2 separate regions of the Mus musculus genome follow, and region 2 is linked to region 1. A link is a loop called in an ENCODE intact Hi-C map of the cell type or tissue named here. Cell type or tissue: heart. All regions are shown on one strand. Links, peaks and the distances in the headings refer to the core of each region. The heading gives the core; the rest is flanking DNA. Region 1 overlaps Aatk (apoptosis-associated tyrosine kinase). Region 2 holds the start of Tepsin (TEPSIN, adaptor related protein complex 4 accessory protein).

What was found. Peaks named below come from ENCODE experiments on the same cell type or tissue, not always from the same donor. Only the 100,000 strongest peaks of a DNase experiment are listed, where the experiment ranks them.
Region 2: it touches region 1 in a loop (6-fold over the local background); 14 of 42 quality-filtered maps call a loop at or near these places.

What each region holds. Positions count from the first base shown.
Region 1 is chr11:120,027,035-120,035,357 of GRCm38, reverse strand. The region is part of intron 1 of Aatk (apoptosis-associated tyrosine kinase); the gene reads left to right. Among named protein-coding and RNA genes, the nearest start is that of Aatk, 16 kb to the left of the region's middle. In heart, for the core only: a CTCF peak has its summit at 4,990 (motif pointing left); DNase peaks (open chromatin) are centred at 1,701, 4,947 and 5,573; H3K4me3 peaks cover 210 bases; H3K27ac peaks cover 1,593 bases; H3K27me3 peaks cover 518 bases.
Region 2 is chr11:120,096,867-120,105,189 of GRCm38, reverse strand. Tepsin (TEPSIN, adaptor related protein complex 4 accessory protein) reads left to right here and starts at 6,459. Exons shown (of 13, transcript NM_183137.2): 1 at 6,459-6,564; 2 at 7,609-7,681; 3 at 8,221-8,312. The coding sequence starts at 6,517. Ndufaf8 (NADH:ubiquinone oxidoreductase complex assembly factor 8) reads right to left here and starts at 6,256. Exons shown (of 3, transcript NM_001110242.1): 1 at 6,125-6,256; 2 at 5,932-6,042; 3 at 4,766-5,016. The coding sequence starts at 6,208. The coding sequence ends at 4,987. Slc38a10 (solute carrier family 38, member 10) reads left to right here. Exons shown (of 17, transcript NM_024249.5): 17 at 1-1,239. The coding sequence ends at 193. In heart, for the core only: a CTCF peak has its summit at 3,938 (motif pointing right); DNase peaks (open chromatin) are centred at 3,889 and 6,389; H3K4me3 peaks cover 2,895 bases; H3K27ac peaks cover 3,557 bases.

The DNA of each region.
Region 1 (8,323 bases), core at 27-8,026:
CCAGGTTCTGGGCCCAAGGAAAGGCCTGTGCAGGGCAGGAGTCTATGGATCCCAAAGTGGAGCACGGGAACCAGCTTTACTCTCGGCCAATGGCAGCTCAGCTGAGGCACCTGCACCCGGGTATCGAGTGCGGCAGGGGTGGGGTGGGCAGAGGGCTGCTTGGAGACCCTAAGGTGGGGGTTGAATGTTATTCTTGGGTTCGTTACAGAAGAGACTGACAGCATTAGGGCTGCGGGGTTGGAATAACTTACACACCCCTTGATTCCAAGTGGCTTGCACTCAGCTGCCAATGTGAAACCTGAGGAATGAAGCCGCCAGTTTTCTGCCGTTGTCCATCTCTGGGATGCTTCCTCATTTTCTGTTTCCAGTACTTGTGGTTGGTAGTTACACAGCCCTACATCCTGTCCCGTGCTTCATGTTGCAAGGTGCAGTTGATCCAGATGAAGATGTGTGTCCACAGAGTAGAGCTGGATGAGTTTTGGCTTCCTCCCATCCCCTTTTTCTCCTCTTATCTTCACTCCTCTCCTCCCTCTCCTTCTCTCCCTCCCCCCTTTTCTTCCTCTCCCTCCCCCTCCTCCTCTCCCTTCTTCTCCCCCTCCTCCCCTTCTCCTCCCCTTCCCTTTCCCCTCCTCCCCTTCCTCCTCTCCCTCTCCTTCCTCCCCTTCCTCCTCTCCCTCCTCTCCCTCTCCTTCCTCCCCTTCCTCCTCTCCCTCCTCCTTCCTCCCCTTCCTCCTCTCCCTCCTCCTTCTTCCCCTTCCTCCTCTCCCTCCTCCTTCCTCTCCTTCCTCCGCCCCTCCCCTCCTTTCTTCTTTTTCTCCTCCCTCTCCTCTTCCTCCTCCCCCTCCTCCTCTGGCTCCTCCCCTCCCCTTCCCCTTCTTGTGTCGGGGGTTGAGTCAGGCCTCCCCTGTGCTCTCTGCCACTGACCTGCACCAGCATCTCTGGTTTGTGTTAGGCAGAGCCTTGCTGTGCAGGGGCTTAGCCTTAAAACCTTTGTCCCCCTGCCTGCCCCTGCTTCCCAAGTGCGAGGATTGCAGATGCAAACCACCACACCCTGCTTTTACATCTTCTGCTGTAGCCACTCCAATTATTTGACTGTGCACGTGTTTATATGTTCTTGTGTGTGTGCACACATGTGTGTGGAGGCCAGAGACTAACGTGGAGTGTCTTCCACAGTCATTCTCAGCCCAGTTTCCAGACAGGGTCCCCCTGAACCCGATGCTCACTGATGTGATTAGGCTGTCTGGCCAGCAGACCTCAGGAAGCCTCCTGCCTCTGCCTTTCCAGTGCAGGGATAACAGGAGTGTTTTTATTAAAAAAAAAAAAAAACAAAAACAAAAAAAAACAAGCATACTTAAGAGAATCAGATCCAATTTTTGCTTCTGTGGTTTTTAGTTAGACATTTAACATTCTGTCTTCCCTGAGGAAGCTGGGCTGAGACGCAGCTCATTTGTCTAGCAGTTGGTGAGTTTGTGTGAGGCCCTGGGTTCCTCCTCAGTGCTGCTGAACACCCATACCCTGCCCCCAGCATTCCCTCTTTTCTGTGATCCACTTAGACACTCTGTGTGGTCCAGGCACAGGAGGTTTCCGTAGCCAATGCTGCAGCAAGGGCTGGCCTCTCTGCTTTAGGCCTGACTGGCTATTCCCCATTTGATCCTCTTGAATGGGAGCCTGTGTCATGTGACAGGACAAGCTCCCCATCTTACACCCTTCCTTTTTAAGGGGTACAGATGTGTGTGACTGACTACCTCTGCAGTCTTCCTTAGGGGACATTCTGATCTCAGTCCTTCTGTCTCCACAGCCCGCAGACTGCAGCAGCGCTTCATGGGGAGAGTTCAAGGGTCACCCATGAGCCCTGAGGGTGACCATATGGGCACCCTCTTTCTGGGTGCTGACCACAGGACCCCCTTAGCTCCAGCTCCTGTTTATTCCTTTGCTTAGCCATGCCCATCTTGGGGGCACTTAGAGGAATACTTTAGGGTGTAGTCCAGGCTGAGTCTATGTGCAGGCCCAGTTACCAAGGCTGCACAAGGCAAAAAGGAGGGTTATCCCTGCATCACTGATGAGGGTCCTCAGCTGTTACTTGAGGGTGTTCCATGCCCCTGGAGGGGATGGATATGCCAGTCACTGGAAGTGAGCTTGTCTGACAAAAAGGGATACAAGGAGAACCTTGTATCACTAGCGGGGAGTCTTCTGTTACTTGAAGAGTGTCTCACCTCACTGGAAGGAAGACTTGGTTACTGGAGAAGGGCCTGACATCATGGGAAGACAATCTGGAGTCACTGCAGGGGTACTTTGTATCAGCCTCATGTCACTGGCGTGAAGCCTTGCATCAGTACAGATGAGAACGCCATCACTGTGGGGACTTTTGTGTCACTGGAGAAGACAGACCTTTGTTACTGAAGGGGTATCTTACGTCATGGGAAGCGGTGCTTCATCTCATGTGGGTGGGGTGGTAGTCTTGTGTCTTTGGAGGGACAGCCCTTTGTCACTGGATAGGTTCCATGGATGCCAGAAACCACTTCCAAGGGACCCCAGGGCTCTGAGGTGCTTTCCATTTCTGGCAGCCCCCTGGCACCTGCCTTGGCACGAGGGTAGAGGGGGCTGGAGGAGGCATGCTCCGACTTCCCACATCTGGCTGGCGTTCACTCTAGGCGTACTCTGGTATAGGGAAGAGCAGCTCAATCTGTGCCCCGGCTCGAGGCTCACACTCACCCTGATGCACATGGGCGTGCCCGAAGACCCAAAGCCTCTGCAGACCCTGAAGGTCAAGGGCGAGAAAGCTGAGACTCCAATAGTGAAAGACTTACCTTTCTACAGTGGCCATGACCATACCAGCCTCCCCTCTCTGGTCCCTAACTGGCACAGTTTAATGTGCAGGTTGCCTTCCACAGTCCTGGGGAAAGGCGTGGATGTGGAGTCTCCACAGAGAATTCTGTGATACAAAGAACAGCCACGGTGAACCTGGTCCTAGGGAGAAATCAGGCAGAGCTCAATGATGAGCAGGCGAGACACCCCTCCCTGGATGGAGGTCCCAGGGGATGTGCCTGTGTCTGGGTGGGTGGCCGGATTCTTCAGCTCTGTATTCCTGTCATCGGCATGTTATAAACATCTGTGAGGCTGCTTGTGCCAGGAGCTCAGTATAAACAGGCAAAGTTCACAGACGGTGGATGGGTAGCCAGGTCCCCAACTCTAAGCAGCTGGCCCGTGCATATCTGCTAATCCTTCACGCAGTACTGAGGAGACAGAGGTCACAGAGCCCTGGAGGAAGTCACTCCGTGCACAGCCCCTTGTTTTCTGGGGGGCTCCTGGTTTAGGCTCTAAGTCAAGCCCCTTCCCTCACTGCTTGGGGCTTCACTGAAGAGAGGAGGGTGAGGGTGAGGCTCCCTCAGCAGAGTTGCTCCAGGGCCCAGGGGGACCAACAGAAGCCTTGGCCTCAGGTAAGGCAATAGGGCTTTCAGTGTGGGAGACTGAGGTACAGGTCAGGCCCAGGTGATGTTGAAGGATGACATGTTGAAGGGTGACATGTTTTCATTGCTCAGAGGAAGGCGGGGGTGGGGGGAGGGCAGCTCTGGTAATAAGAGGTCCTCCCCTCAGGACAGGAAGGCCGAGCTTAAGTCCCTATGGTGGGAAGTAGCTGACCCTATGTATTTTGGGCCCCAGCAACCAACCTTGGTCCCACCTACCTACCCTTTCCAGCTTGGCAGTTTCCTGGCTGGTGGACTCCGGGTAGAATCACACTTGATGGAGTTGACTTATCCCATCCTGTAGAAGGCAGGTGGGTATCCATCTGCCCTCTGACCAGGGACCTCTCTGTCACCTATGAAAAGATGTGGAGAGGGCTGGCGAGATGGCTCAGTGGGTAAGAGCACCCGACTGCTCTTCCAAAGGTCCGGAGTTCAAATCCCAGCAACCACATGGTGGCTCACAACCATCCGTAATGAGACCTGACTCCCTCTTCTGGAGTGTCTGAAGACAGCTATAGTGTACTTACATATAATAAATAAATAAATCTTAAAAAAAAAAAAAAAAAGAAAAGAAAAGATGTGGAGAATCCAGCAGCCAAACAGCCTTTAGGTTTTTTTGTTTTGTTTTGTTTAAAAAGAATTATTTATTTGATGTATATGAGTACACTGTAGCTGTCTTCAGACACACCAGAAGAGGGCATCAGAAAATACAGATGGCTGTGAGCCACAATGTGGTTGCTGGGAATTGAACTCAGGACCTCTGGAAGAGCAGACAGTGCTCTCAATTGCTGAGCCATCTCTCCAGCCCCCAAACAGCCTTCTGTATACTTTTCTTGAGGGGACCGTGGAACAGATGGAAAGAGACAACCACAGTGGCCAGGGGCCCTGAGGCACAGGAGGCTTCTTGAAGGGGACAAAGTTTCCTATAGTTAAAGTGTATCCTAAACACCGTCCCCTGGAGCCATGAATGGTGTCACTGGGCTGACGGAGCAACTAGCACCAGCCAGCAAACCCTGGCCTCGTGCAGGTCTGGGAGCACTGCCTCTCCCCAGGGCCTCAGAGGAGCCTATCAGAGAAGGAACTGCGTTCTGGGAGCCAGCTGCCACTCTGTGGGGTCTCTGGCTTTCCTTCTTGTTTGAAGGCAGTGTCTGGGAGCCAGGTCCAGGAAGTTTTGTGACAGGGCCATAGAATGGGGGATCCTGGAGACATCAGGTCTGACAGAAAGGTTACATAGAGCAGGTGACCACACAGGTGGTCTGAAGCCTGGCACGACTGGGACCCAGAACAGAGTCACCTCCCAGCAGCCTAGGCTGGTTGTGAGGATGCTGGGGGAACGACTACACCTCGACCTTTGCCCTCCAGCAGGCCACCTCCCTGGTGTGCCCATGTATTAGCTGCTGGGGTTGCGCCCAGCCTGAGGTGGCCTTCTGGTTCCTCCACACCCTTGCCAAGGAGTTGGGAGTCTCTGGACCCCACTCAGCAATTACTGTAAAATGCCCAGGGATCGCCATCTGGTGGCAGAAGTGGGTCATCTGCGGTGACCTAAATTGGGTATGTGCTATGAAGAGACCTGGGTGGCCTGTTGGCCCCCTGATTTTCTGGACTCTAGGCTAGTCAAAACGTGGAGATGTGGGTTTGGACAGGGACTCACAGGTTGGAACAGGACCATGTTGGGTAGAGCTGTACAGCCAGGACCAGATCAAAGCCACGTTCACTTTTGGGGGTTTCTGACTGCACTGCAGGTGCCTGCCCGTCCTTTTCCCCCAGCCTCCGTCCTTAATTCCTCTTGTGCCTCAGCTGGCCCCGTGTTTCCAGACAGTGGCCGAGTGCAGAATGAGCCTGAGGGCTTGAGGGGTGTGTCCGGCCCAGCTAATAAGCATGTGACCTGAGAGGCACACTTCTGTCCAGAACCTTCCAGGCAGCAACAGAGTGTCTGCCTAGCATTCAAACAGAAGGGAAGGGGGTGGGAGAGGCCCGAACCATGCTCACATCAGCACTGGCTGCCGGCCAGCCTGACCCGTCACACTGTGAGTGTTGCTGGGAGCTCTAGTCCAATCAGGGCCTGGTATACCTGCCCTGCTGCCAAGGTTGGTCTGCCTGTTTATGGGTACCTTCTCCTCCCCATGTGGCCTGTCCTGTGTCACCTGGGAGGCAAAGAGGATCTGAGGAATGTGCTCACCTCTGAGGCTTCCCTCCCCTGAGAAGGGCCACATGTTTATTTTCAATGGCTTCCCTGACAACTGGGGTCAAAAGGTTAAGGTCAATCCCATTGGTTGACAGCAAAGGGTCAAAGGGCCACCACCCATGGAGCTATGGGAAGATCTACCAATATCTGCAAAGTCTCCTTGGCCAGGCTAAGCAGGTGACACAGCTGCAGGCCAGAGGGAGAAGCAAGTGGGCAGCCTTGGGGTCACTCTGACAACCGCAAGTACACTCCCACCAAACCTGGGCCTCCTGAGACACAAAGGCAGTCACTACCCAAACACGGTTCAATTTCTGGAAAATCTCAGCATCTGGGGGTTGGGGGTAACATGAGTAGCTAAGAGATCCTGGGCAGGTGGCACACATCTTTGATCCCAACACTCGGGAGGCAGAGGCAGAGAGGCAGGCGATCTCTGAGTTCGAGGCCAGCCTGGTCTACAGAGTGGGTTCCAGGACAGCAAAAGCTACATAGAGAAACGTTGTCTTTGGGAAAACAAAGCCAACCAATCAACAGCAATAAGAATAGAGAGGAGAGGGGGCTGGAGAGATGGCTCAACAGTTAAGAGCGCTAACTGCTCTTCTAGAGGTCCTGAGTTCAATTCCCAGCAACCACATGGTGGCTCACAGCCCTCTGTAATGGGATCTGATGCCATCTTCTGGTGTGTTTGAAGACAGCGACAGTGTACATAAAATAAATAAATCTTTAAAAAAAAAAAAAGAATAGAGAGGAGAGGGCTGGCTGACACCGCACAGTGGAGGGGATCGCCCAGCTCCCATCAGACAGGCCTCAGCAGTACAGGAGTGGCACCAACATGGCTGCTCCCGGGAGCTGAGTGATGTGGAGTTTGGAGCTTGTAGTGGATCTGGGTGCTTGCAGACAAGACTGATGACAGAAATCTTAACGAAAGTGTTTTTGGACACCCACCCCATGGTAAGGTCCCACTCCTATGCAAATGTGGCTTTGTGTAATGATTCCTGACCACATCCCCCAGCCAAGTCCTGCGAGGGAGTGTGGGAGATGGACGGCCAGGGTGGGGGCGCCTGTGAACTGGGCCTCTCAGGGCAACAACTAGCATAGGACTGGGTAGGAGGCACTAATGACCTCAGCGGAGCCAAGGCCTCAGTGTGGTTAATGTTTAAAGCGCTTCCTAAGACACAGGGAGAACCGCGAAGGCATGCACACACTTTCTGTTTTATTCAGTGTGACGGTTTAGAATGGGCGGTCAGCTTGATGGTGGGCAGGGCCGTCCTGTCAGCATGCCCTAGCTGGGCGTGGTTTTCTGTCTGTGCTCCTGAGCCCGGGTGGAATTGCAGGCCGCCCACTACAGAGACTTAGATTTGTAAGGCCTGCTTATACAGTGATGCTTCCAACCCAAACCGAGGCCCTGTCGCTCTCAGTGTCCAGAGACAGGATGGTGCCTGGTACTCAGTGTTGTGACTTGTGTGAACCACAGCACAGCATCACCTGCCTTTCACCTCTACCCTTTCCTACAGAGCCTTGGTCCCAGGCCAAGGGCCATGGCTTTTCCATCCCCATCTCTACCCATGTCAGCTAAAGATGTTGGGCCTAGCTCTCTTGGTGTTAGTGCCAGGGAATGTCTGGGGGCCGGGCCAACCCCGAATCATACTTGAGGTGCTGCACGGTCCTCTCATGCATCTAGCTCTCCCTTCCCTTTCCATTTATTTATTTATTTTGGTTTTTTGAGACAGAGTTAAGACCAGGCTGTAGATCTGCCTGCCTCTGTCTCTCGAGCTCTGGAATTAAAGGCGTGCGCCACCATTGCCTGGCCTAGCTTTTCCTTTTCCTTTTTCCTTTTCCTTTTCCTTTTCCTTTTCCTTTTCCTTTTCCCTTTCCCTTTCCCTTTCCCTTTCCCTTTCCCTTTCCCTTTCCCTTTTCTTTTCTTTTCTTTTCTTTTCTTTCCTTCCTTCCTTCCTTTCTTCCTCTCTCTCTCTTTCATATTCATATATACATATACATATACATATACATATACATATACATATACATATACATATACATATACATATACATATACATATACATATACATATACATATACATATACATATACATATACATATACATATACATATACATATACATATACATACAGTGTAGCTGTCTTCAGACTAACCAGAAGAGGGCATCGGATCCCATCACAGATGGTTGTGAGCCACCATGTGGTTGCTGGGAATTGAGCTCAGGACCTCTGAAAGAGCAGTTAGTGTTCTTAACTGCTGAGCCATCTCTCCCGAACCATCTGCCTTTCCTTTCTTTAACCAATCACTTTGCATGATCTCTATGGTTCCTAGGCCTCAGTGGCACTTAGTTGGGACCCAGGATGGAGCCAGTTTGGATAACTTCTGTGTTTGCGGGTTGTGGTTGGCTTTAGTCAGTCTGGGAGGAGGGTCCCTGGGGCTCCCCTGGTGCAGGTGGGCTTCAGAAACCCAGGTACACATGCAGATTTGAGAGTTTAAGAGCATTCCTGGCTGTGTGGTTCTGGCCATTCCAGTTGGCTGTCTCTTCCTGCCCATCCCCCATCAGGGACTTGGGCACTGAATAACAGACAGGCCTGTTGGGTCTCTGTGACGGCTACGGCCAGCAGAGGCAGGATCTGCAGGAGGCAAGAAGGTAGTTCAGTTCAAGATGAATAAGC
Region 2 (8,323 bases), core at 279-8,278, 70 kb before region 1:
GGCCTCTCATCCAGAGCAGGAGCTGGCTCCAAAGGATGGCGTCATCATTAGCTTTAACTCCCTCCCTAATGTTCAGGTGAACGACCTCCGCAGTGCTCTGGACACCCAGCTCCGCCAGGCTGCAGGGGCTGCGTTGCAAGTGGTACACAGCCGACAGATTAAACAGTTGTCTGGAGATCTGGAGGAAGCCTGAGGGCCTGGTCAGGGAAAGGCTGCCACTAGACATTGGACGGCAGCTGGTGTTCTCTGGTGCCACCCTGATTGGAGGCCACGTTCTTATGTTCCCAGGGACTGGTATCTAAGTCCCTCATGATGAGTTGTGAAAGTCTAACCTGCCACCCCACCCCAGACATCACTTGCTCCAAGGCTACACCAAAGCACTCACTAGCCCGATTATGGTTTGGGTTTTGAGGCAGCCCAGGAAAGACAGTGCTAAGGTTCAGCTCCGACGCTTGTCTGTTCAGACTCACGGTCTGGCCAGAAGCAGTGCTGACAGCATGGCAGGCAACTTTGAAGTTGCCAGTCTTCCTCTAACTTGCAACCTGTGACAGCCAGATTTCACTGACTCCATAAGGTGGGAAACCTACAACAGGCATGTCTGTCTGCCCTGGGGTGGCCGGGGGGTGGGGGGTATGACTTGACTTGGGCTGGGGAAAGAGGCACACAGCTCCCCTGGTTTTTATCACCCACATTCTTCTGAAGGCTGATTATGAAACAAAAAAATAAAACGCCACTGACAAGTCTCGAGTCGAGTTGGTTTACCTGCAGGAAAACACATTCAGGGTCCTGGACGACACCAGACAGGCTGGAGGTCACGGGGACACGTGCCCCGGCCGAGTGCAGCTGGGAGACCAACAGGCTCCCATGCTGATCCCTGTTGTAGGGAGGAGGTTGCACGGTGAGTACAGGCTTGCCACCAGCAAGCCCTGGGATGTCTCATTTGCTGTTCTGTATCTGTGTGGCCTCAGACCCAGTCGAGCTGCCCTTTGTCAGCCAGTACTGCTGCCAGGGCATGCCCCTGTTGTCTTTGAGCAGAGAACAAGGTTATGTTTTGTCACTCTTTTGTCCAGTAAGGAGATTGAGGGACAATAACCTGGTTTGTCCCCAAGCCCTGGAACGAAGGGCCTGAAGGACCAGGAGCCTCAGTGGGGTCCTGTTTGGACCAGGCCATGCCCTAGTTAGTGTGCACGTTCTGCACCTCTTGAAATATATTTATTACAATTAAATTTTAGACTCATGTATGTGTATTAATGTTTCCTTTACCTATCTCTGCACCAGATGCATGCAGTGCCCTTGGATGTGAGAAGAGGGCATCAGGCTTCTTCCCATCCTTTCTGACTAAAACCAGTTCCAAATATCTGGTGGAAAGATGCCATCTGGCCTTGCCCTCAGATTGGAGCTCTTGTAACCTTGCTGGGACTGGTGCTTCCTCATAGCTTGATAGTCCTGAGGTCATTCTACTCTCCCTGGTCTCTGAGGATCTGTTTTAGAAGTAGGCAGGGCTGTCCTTGTCCTCAGCTCTTCCTCCTAGCTCTCCCCTCCAACCCTGCTGTCAGCCTTCAGGTGAGGGCATTTCTTATCTTAGAAAACACAAACCTAGCTGGGCGGAGGTGGCGCATGCCTTTAACCGCAGCACTTGAGAGACAGAGACAGGTGGATTTCTGAGTTCAAGGCCAGGGTTACACAGAGAAACTCTGTCTTGAACCATACACAGCCCCCCCCCCCCAATAAAACAAAACCCACAAACCTACAGATTAGGGGTGGGGGAGTTGCTGGTAAACTATAAAAATGCTGAGGTAGACAGTGTTTCCCCCAAGCTGGGCCCTGTAAAACCTGGGTCAGCAGCCTGCCAGTTCAGCTACTAGCTCTAGTGGGCACTGGGTCTAGTAGGTACCTGGTACAGGCAGGCTACTGGAATGTGATGCCTGCCCACAGATGCTGCTGCTGTAGAACAGTATGCAGGGCACAGAGTAAAACTCAAGCTCTCCAGAGAACAGAACTGGTGTAGGGATGGCGCACACCTGTAATCCCAGTACTCAGGAGGCAGAGGCATGGGTGGATGGATCTCTCTCCGAGTTTGATACCAGCCTGGCCTGCATAGTGAGTTCCAGGACAACTAAGGCTACACAGAGAAACTGTGGATCAAAAAACAACAATAAAAACACAGAACAAAACAGATTTCATCTGAGGCAGAGACATTTGCTGTGGTTCAGTGTGGTCTAAGATGCAGGGTTCCAAGTAGCAGAACCAGGAGGGAGTTTTAAGTGCTTAGAATACAAAGGTGGTGCACCAAAGTAACATTTGTCCAGTGAAGATTCAGCAGGAGGGCTTCACAATACTAGAACTTGACTGGTAACTCTGGGCTTCCAGGCTGTGAGGAATACATTTGCATTCTTTAAAAGCCCCTGATCTCAATATTCTGCTACAACAGCCCCAACTGACTGACTGCATGCTTGAGCAGAGTCAGTGCTGTGTGGCTGATACAGCCTTGGAAGCTGTCTCTATTGTAGCCAGTGAATGCATTCCCAGTTTGGAGGCCTGAGACTAGTGCAGGCACAAAGGCCTAAGGAGCATGCACAACTGTGGCCGGAGTACTTGAGGACACTGTCCTTTCTTCTGCTCAGCTTCAGTACCAGGGTTGCCTGGCCCATGTGAGCAGCCTAGCCAGAACTGCAGCACAAGCATGTGGTAGAGGGTTTCCATGGCCTGTTGGACAATGTTCAAAAGCATGCCTGCAGCGACCTACTTCCTGAAGTTTCTAGGACCTTCCAAAATAGAATCACTAGCTGGGGACCAAGGCTTCACGAACATTAGTCCATGGGATAAGGTCCGTGTGTATGAGAATAATATTCACATCATGAGAGAGCTGAAAGGCGTGGGCCCTGGAGGCCTGAGAGCCGAGCTGTCTGTAGGCCAGGGCTACGCAGGGCCGTGACCTGTCTGCTTCTTCGGGGTTACGATGGAAGATGGAGAGAGAACTTTTTGCCTCACAGATTTGAGGGAGCCTGAGTTCAGTGGGGCCCAAAGTTGGGAGTCTTCAGGGAGAAGATACAAGAAGCTACAGTCAATGAGCTTTCAAGAGAACTTGAAGATGACACTGGCAGGTTGGGCAGTCTGAGGAGGCTGGCCTTGGGCTGTAAACTCTTTTTTTTTTTTCTTTTTTGGTTTTTTGAGACAGGGTTTCTCTGTGTAGCCTTGGCTGTCCTGGGACTCACTTTGTAGACCAGGCTAGCCTCGAACTCAGAAATCCACCTGCCTCTGCCTCCCAAGTGCTGGGATTAAAGGCGTGCGCCACCACGCCTGGCTGGGCTGTAAACTCTTGAGAACATGGAGAAAATGTTTCTGACCTGTGGAGAACAATCTGCAATCCCTGGGCAATTAGACCAACATCTGGTCTGTTGAGACCCAGCACCACCCTGTCCATTGAGACAGAATCTAGCTGCTCTGGGTCATAGTAAGAGCCAAGAAGTCGTGTCTTGAGATGGACTCAAGAATCTATCAAACATGGGTTTTCTAGAAGCTGAAGAGATGGCCTAACAGTTGAAAAGCACTTGTTGCTCTTAAAGAGGACCCAGGTTTAAATCCCAGCATCCACATGGCAGCTCACAATGATCTGTTCCAGTTCCAGGGGACCCAACACCTTTGTGCCCTCCTGCCCACCAGTGTACTTATATGCATGCAGCCACAAGACCTGTACACATTGAATAAATAAATCTTAAGCTAAAAAACCTGGGTTTCCCCACATGGGCAGGCCGGTTTCAGAAGTAGCAGTTAGGTGCCACATGGAGGCACAGATTGGGGCATGGCATGTAGGGCTTGACAGTCCCTGGCCCAAGCCCTGTTCCCAGGATCCAGGGTTCTGAGGCAGGTACAAACTGTCAAGGACAGCATGACCTCCACACCTAAGAAACGGGACTGAGTAGTTCCCATGTTTCCCAGCAGGTGGCACTCACACACAGAATCCTTCTGCACTCTGAACTTGTTTCAAGCCCACTGTGTGAAGGAAGGGGAAGAAAGAATGAAGGCTGGGAGCCATCGTTCATGACAGGATGCAGGGATGGCTGTCCCCCCACTGAAGGTCCAAAGATAACGTCCTTGTTGGCTTTTGTCTAGAAAAGCCTCTGCCCAGTTCCTGAGCAGCATCCACAGGGCACTTCTCATTGTGTAGGCTTGTTCCCTTATGCTGTTGCCGTGGTTACCTCTGGTGTGCCTTACTCTGTCAGGCCAGGGGCATGATGAGCCAGACTTAGACTAAATACTTTTGATGAGAATAGTAGGGGTTTTTGTTTTACAATTTAGATGTACGTTTTGCCTGTATGTCTGTGTACCACATGTTTGCCTGGTTCCTGCAGAGGCCAGAAGTGGGTGCTGGATCCCCTGGAACTGGAGTTAAAGATGGTTGTGAGGTGCCATGTCAGTGCTAGCAACTGAACTAAAAGAGTAACATGTGCTTTTAACTGTTGAACAATCTCTCCAGCCCAAGGTGAGAACAGGGTTTTGGTTTATTTTGTTGTTGTTTGTTGTTTTGTTTGTTTTGAGATGGTTGACTCTGTGTAACAAGCCCTGGCTGTCCTAAACTTGCTTTGTAGACCAGGCTGGCCTCAAACTCCTAAGAGATCCACCTGTCTCTGCCTGCTGAGTGCTGGGATTAATGGTGTGCACCACCACACCCAGCTGAGAGCAGAGTTCTATGGTCCAGACCTGCCACCTTTGTGGGGTGGGGGTGCAGGTGTCCTCTGAATACATTGTCCTTGGGAGAGACCAGTTCCTTATACCATGCTTTATATATAAAAGTCTGAAACTATACAAAATTAAATCATCTTCATGTTACATCTCAACCAAATCCAGATCCTCATGTACACACTGCCGGGAAACAGCCCTGCCCTGCCTGCCCATGGTTCAGGGTGGGAGGAACCATTACACAGCAGGAACTCTGCTGCCCATATGCGTGCTGTCAGGACAGGGCCTCCACGCCCACCGCTCTTCCTAGGAGCCTCCCATCATGGTCTTCTTGGCCTGGAAGAGAAAGCATTTTGTTTCAGTGACTTATTTCCAGTTTAGATATGGCTTAAAGCAAGACATCTACCACATCAAATGCCACCTTATCCCAACCACGCTAAAGAACTGAGATGCTAGTGTGTCTCGGGGGGTCCCAGCCTGGGCTCACCTACAGAGGACGCCTGGCCCCTGTGACTGAGAGTTTCTGTTATGAGATGGGCAGGGATGGAGGGGGAACCACAGGGGGGTGCCTTTATCTGGTCCAGGCAAAGCAGCAGATGGAGTCACACAATTCTGGTCAGCCACAGAGAGGGTGGCAGGGACAGCAGAAACTCTGAGCATTAGGAGTGTGTTTAGGGTTTCAATGACAGCTGCTGGCCACCAACCACAAGAGTAAAGGCTTGTGTCAAGTTAGAAGGAACAAGAAAAGCGCAACACCTGACGACTGAACAGCCTCTGCCGGGAAACCAAAGGCTGTATGTAGGTGAGGCTGGGCTGTAGTCAACTCAAACACTGCTCCTCATTCCCGCCGAGGCTACTGTGGACCTGCTTCTGATGCAGTGTGTCTGTCACCCTGGGTTCTTAACCACCGACCCTAGCTCTAGTGGAGGGGTCATGGGCAAAAAGGCCAGGATCAAGAACCCAAGCGGCTCTCAGCATCGCTTCCGTGCTGCAGGGAGAACCTGCTGCGGACCTTGCACTTTACTCCTCGGGGACAGGGTGCGTCAGGGGTGCGTGCCTAGCAGGACACTGCCCTGGCATCTAGCAGGAATTGCTGGGAGAAACCAAGTGGAGCTGGGGTCGGTCTCATCGGGTTGCCCATCGGCAAGACGCCAACAGCTAACTGGAGGCCCTGTCCCCTTGTCACTGGAGTTGCTTGGCGGAAAAGAGGACGCCAGACAGAGATGACGTAGCAGGGACACGCCCACCTACCGCGGCGGCGAAGCAGCTCCGCAGGGCCTCGAACTCGCGAACGCAGAGGTCCTTACTCAGGCGGCCTCCTGGGGCGGTGGACGCCTGCACGCACTTGCCATAAGCCGAGGCCTGAGGGAAGACGGGACAGTACAGGGACCTGACCCGAGTCGCCACCCATCCCGCTTCCGCTTCCGCTCCGTTCGCTCCGTACCTCAGCTCCACAGGCCGCCAGATGCTCGGGGAAGGCTCGGAAACGGCTCCGCACACGCCCCCACACCGCTCCGTTCACAGACATGAGCGGTCCTTTTAGGCTCTCGAGGGCGCCGCCATCTTGGGCCCTGCCTCTTCCGGAGTCGAACGCGTGAACATCCGGACTCTCCGCCTATCCTATTTTCTGGTTGGTCAGAGTCACAGTCCTGTGCTTCTGTAATTGGTCGCCGTTCTTGTCCGTCTCTTGCTGAGACTTTGGATTGGCTGAGACGCAGATGTTCCCGCCTTCGTGCCCGCCCCTTGCGAGCGATTGGTCGGGGGAGCGAGAGGAGCGCGACGATTGGAGGATCGAAGCCTGGCGGAAGCGGGGCAGTTTGGGAGGTTACCTGGACCATGGCAGCTGTGCCGCCCCTGCGGGACCGCTTGAGCTTCTTGCATAGGGTGAGTGAAACTCGCCGGGTGTGCTGACCTCCGGCGCCCGGGAACCTCGCTAGATTAGCGGGGACAGACACTGTCCAGCAGCTGCCGAGAATGAGTGTGCCTGCCGTGATAGCAGAAGGTTAACCCCAAGGGCGGCGGGCGATCTCCAGCGGGGCCCATCGGCTCTCCCCAGGCTTCATTTCAGAAGATCCTGGAAGCTCGTACATCTCTGGGGGACAGGGGGCATCTGGAAGGCCATAGCCACGGGGTGGCGAGAGCGGAGCCTGCTGCCAGCTGTTGACTGCAATAAATTGATTGCCTTGAGCTTTCTGACTGGATCTTGAGGGCACTGAGTGGCCCCAGGGACCCTTCTTAGGCTTTTAAGAGTCCCTGCTACAAGAGATCAGATCACTCAAGTCTGGGACAAGATCTGAAGTACTGAACTGTGCAGCTCCCTCCCTACAGATCCCCTTGAAGGCACTGTAGACAAATAGCACGGTGAAGACATACTTGTCTTAAATGTTCCTAAACCTCGCCCTCTCATCCAGATACTGATGGATGAGATGAGGTGTTCCCAGATTTCAACCAAGTAAACACCATAGGCTTGCAGGGACACGCAAGGAAGTAAGTAAGCAAGCACAACCAAGCTGATTCATGACTCAATAAGATGGAAGTTTGCTATCTTCAAGGAACCTTAAAGTCCCCAAGCTGAGCGGTTCTCACTCTTTGGGTCTGTACCCAGTAGTCTCACCCATCCAATGCACAGAAAGCCCTGAGATTCTTTCTGTTGCTGTTACTTAGTGTAGGAGGCAGGGGCTGAACCTCATCTTGACCTCGTTAGAGAACCTTTGTTGATTTTCCTCTTTCCCGGGTCACTCCTCCATGCCAGAGCAGAGCCTGTTTGCAGCTCTGCTTTGTGGCCCTTAGGGTGACTGTGGCCCTGCCCAGACTCTCTCCTGGGCAGTTTTAGCCCCAGTCAGCATGAGGCTTGCTTCCATTCCCTTCAGTGGCTGGGACCTACCCTGTCTAAGATGGCAGCTCACCATGGCCCTCATTCCCCTACAGCTCCCCATCCTGTTGAAGGGGACCTCAGATGATAGCATCCCATGTCCAGGCTACCTGTTTGAAGAGATCGCCAGTATCCTTCTGCACTGTTCCCATTGGTGGGTTTAGTGTTTAGTACGGAGGGGATCCTGACATAGCAGGAAGGGATACTGCATCAGGGTGGGGTTTTCTGCTATTCCAGGAGCACTGACAACTTCTTTTTTTGGATTTTCGAGACAGGGTTTCTCTGTGTAGCCCTGGCTGTCCTGGAACTCACTTTGTAGACCAGGCTGGCCTCGAACTCAGAAATCTGCCTGCCTCTGCCTCCCAAGTGCTGGGATTAAAGGCGTGTGCCACCACCGCCCGGCTCACAGACAACTTCTTTTTCCTACTATCCAGATGTGTGTGGCAGTAGGATTTGGGGGAAACACCAAGAACTGCAATACCAATAGTGTAGAGACCAGGACACCCTAAAAGTTCCAGGGCTGGTTAAACCAAAGCCTGTGGGAGTGGTCTTCATAGAGTGAGACCTGAGAAGGCCCTCGGTCACAGGAGGGCAAGTCTGTCTCAGCCAGTAGATCCTTCCTGATATGGCCTGTGTCAACCTGCTTCCCTAACCCAAATGACCCTCAGAGATTTCCCACGAGTCACTAGGCAGCAGCCAGTGCCTGCTGGAGTACCTCCTGAACCGTCTGGACAGCAGCTCCGGCCACGTGAAGCTCAAGGTGAGTCTCTG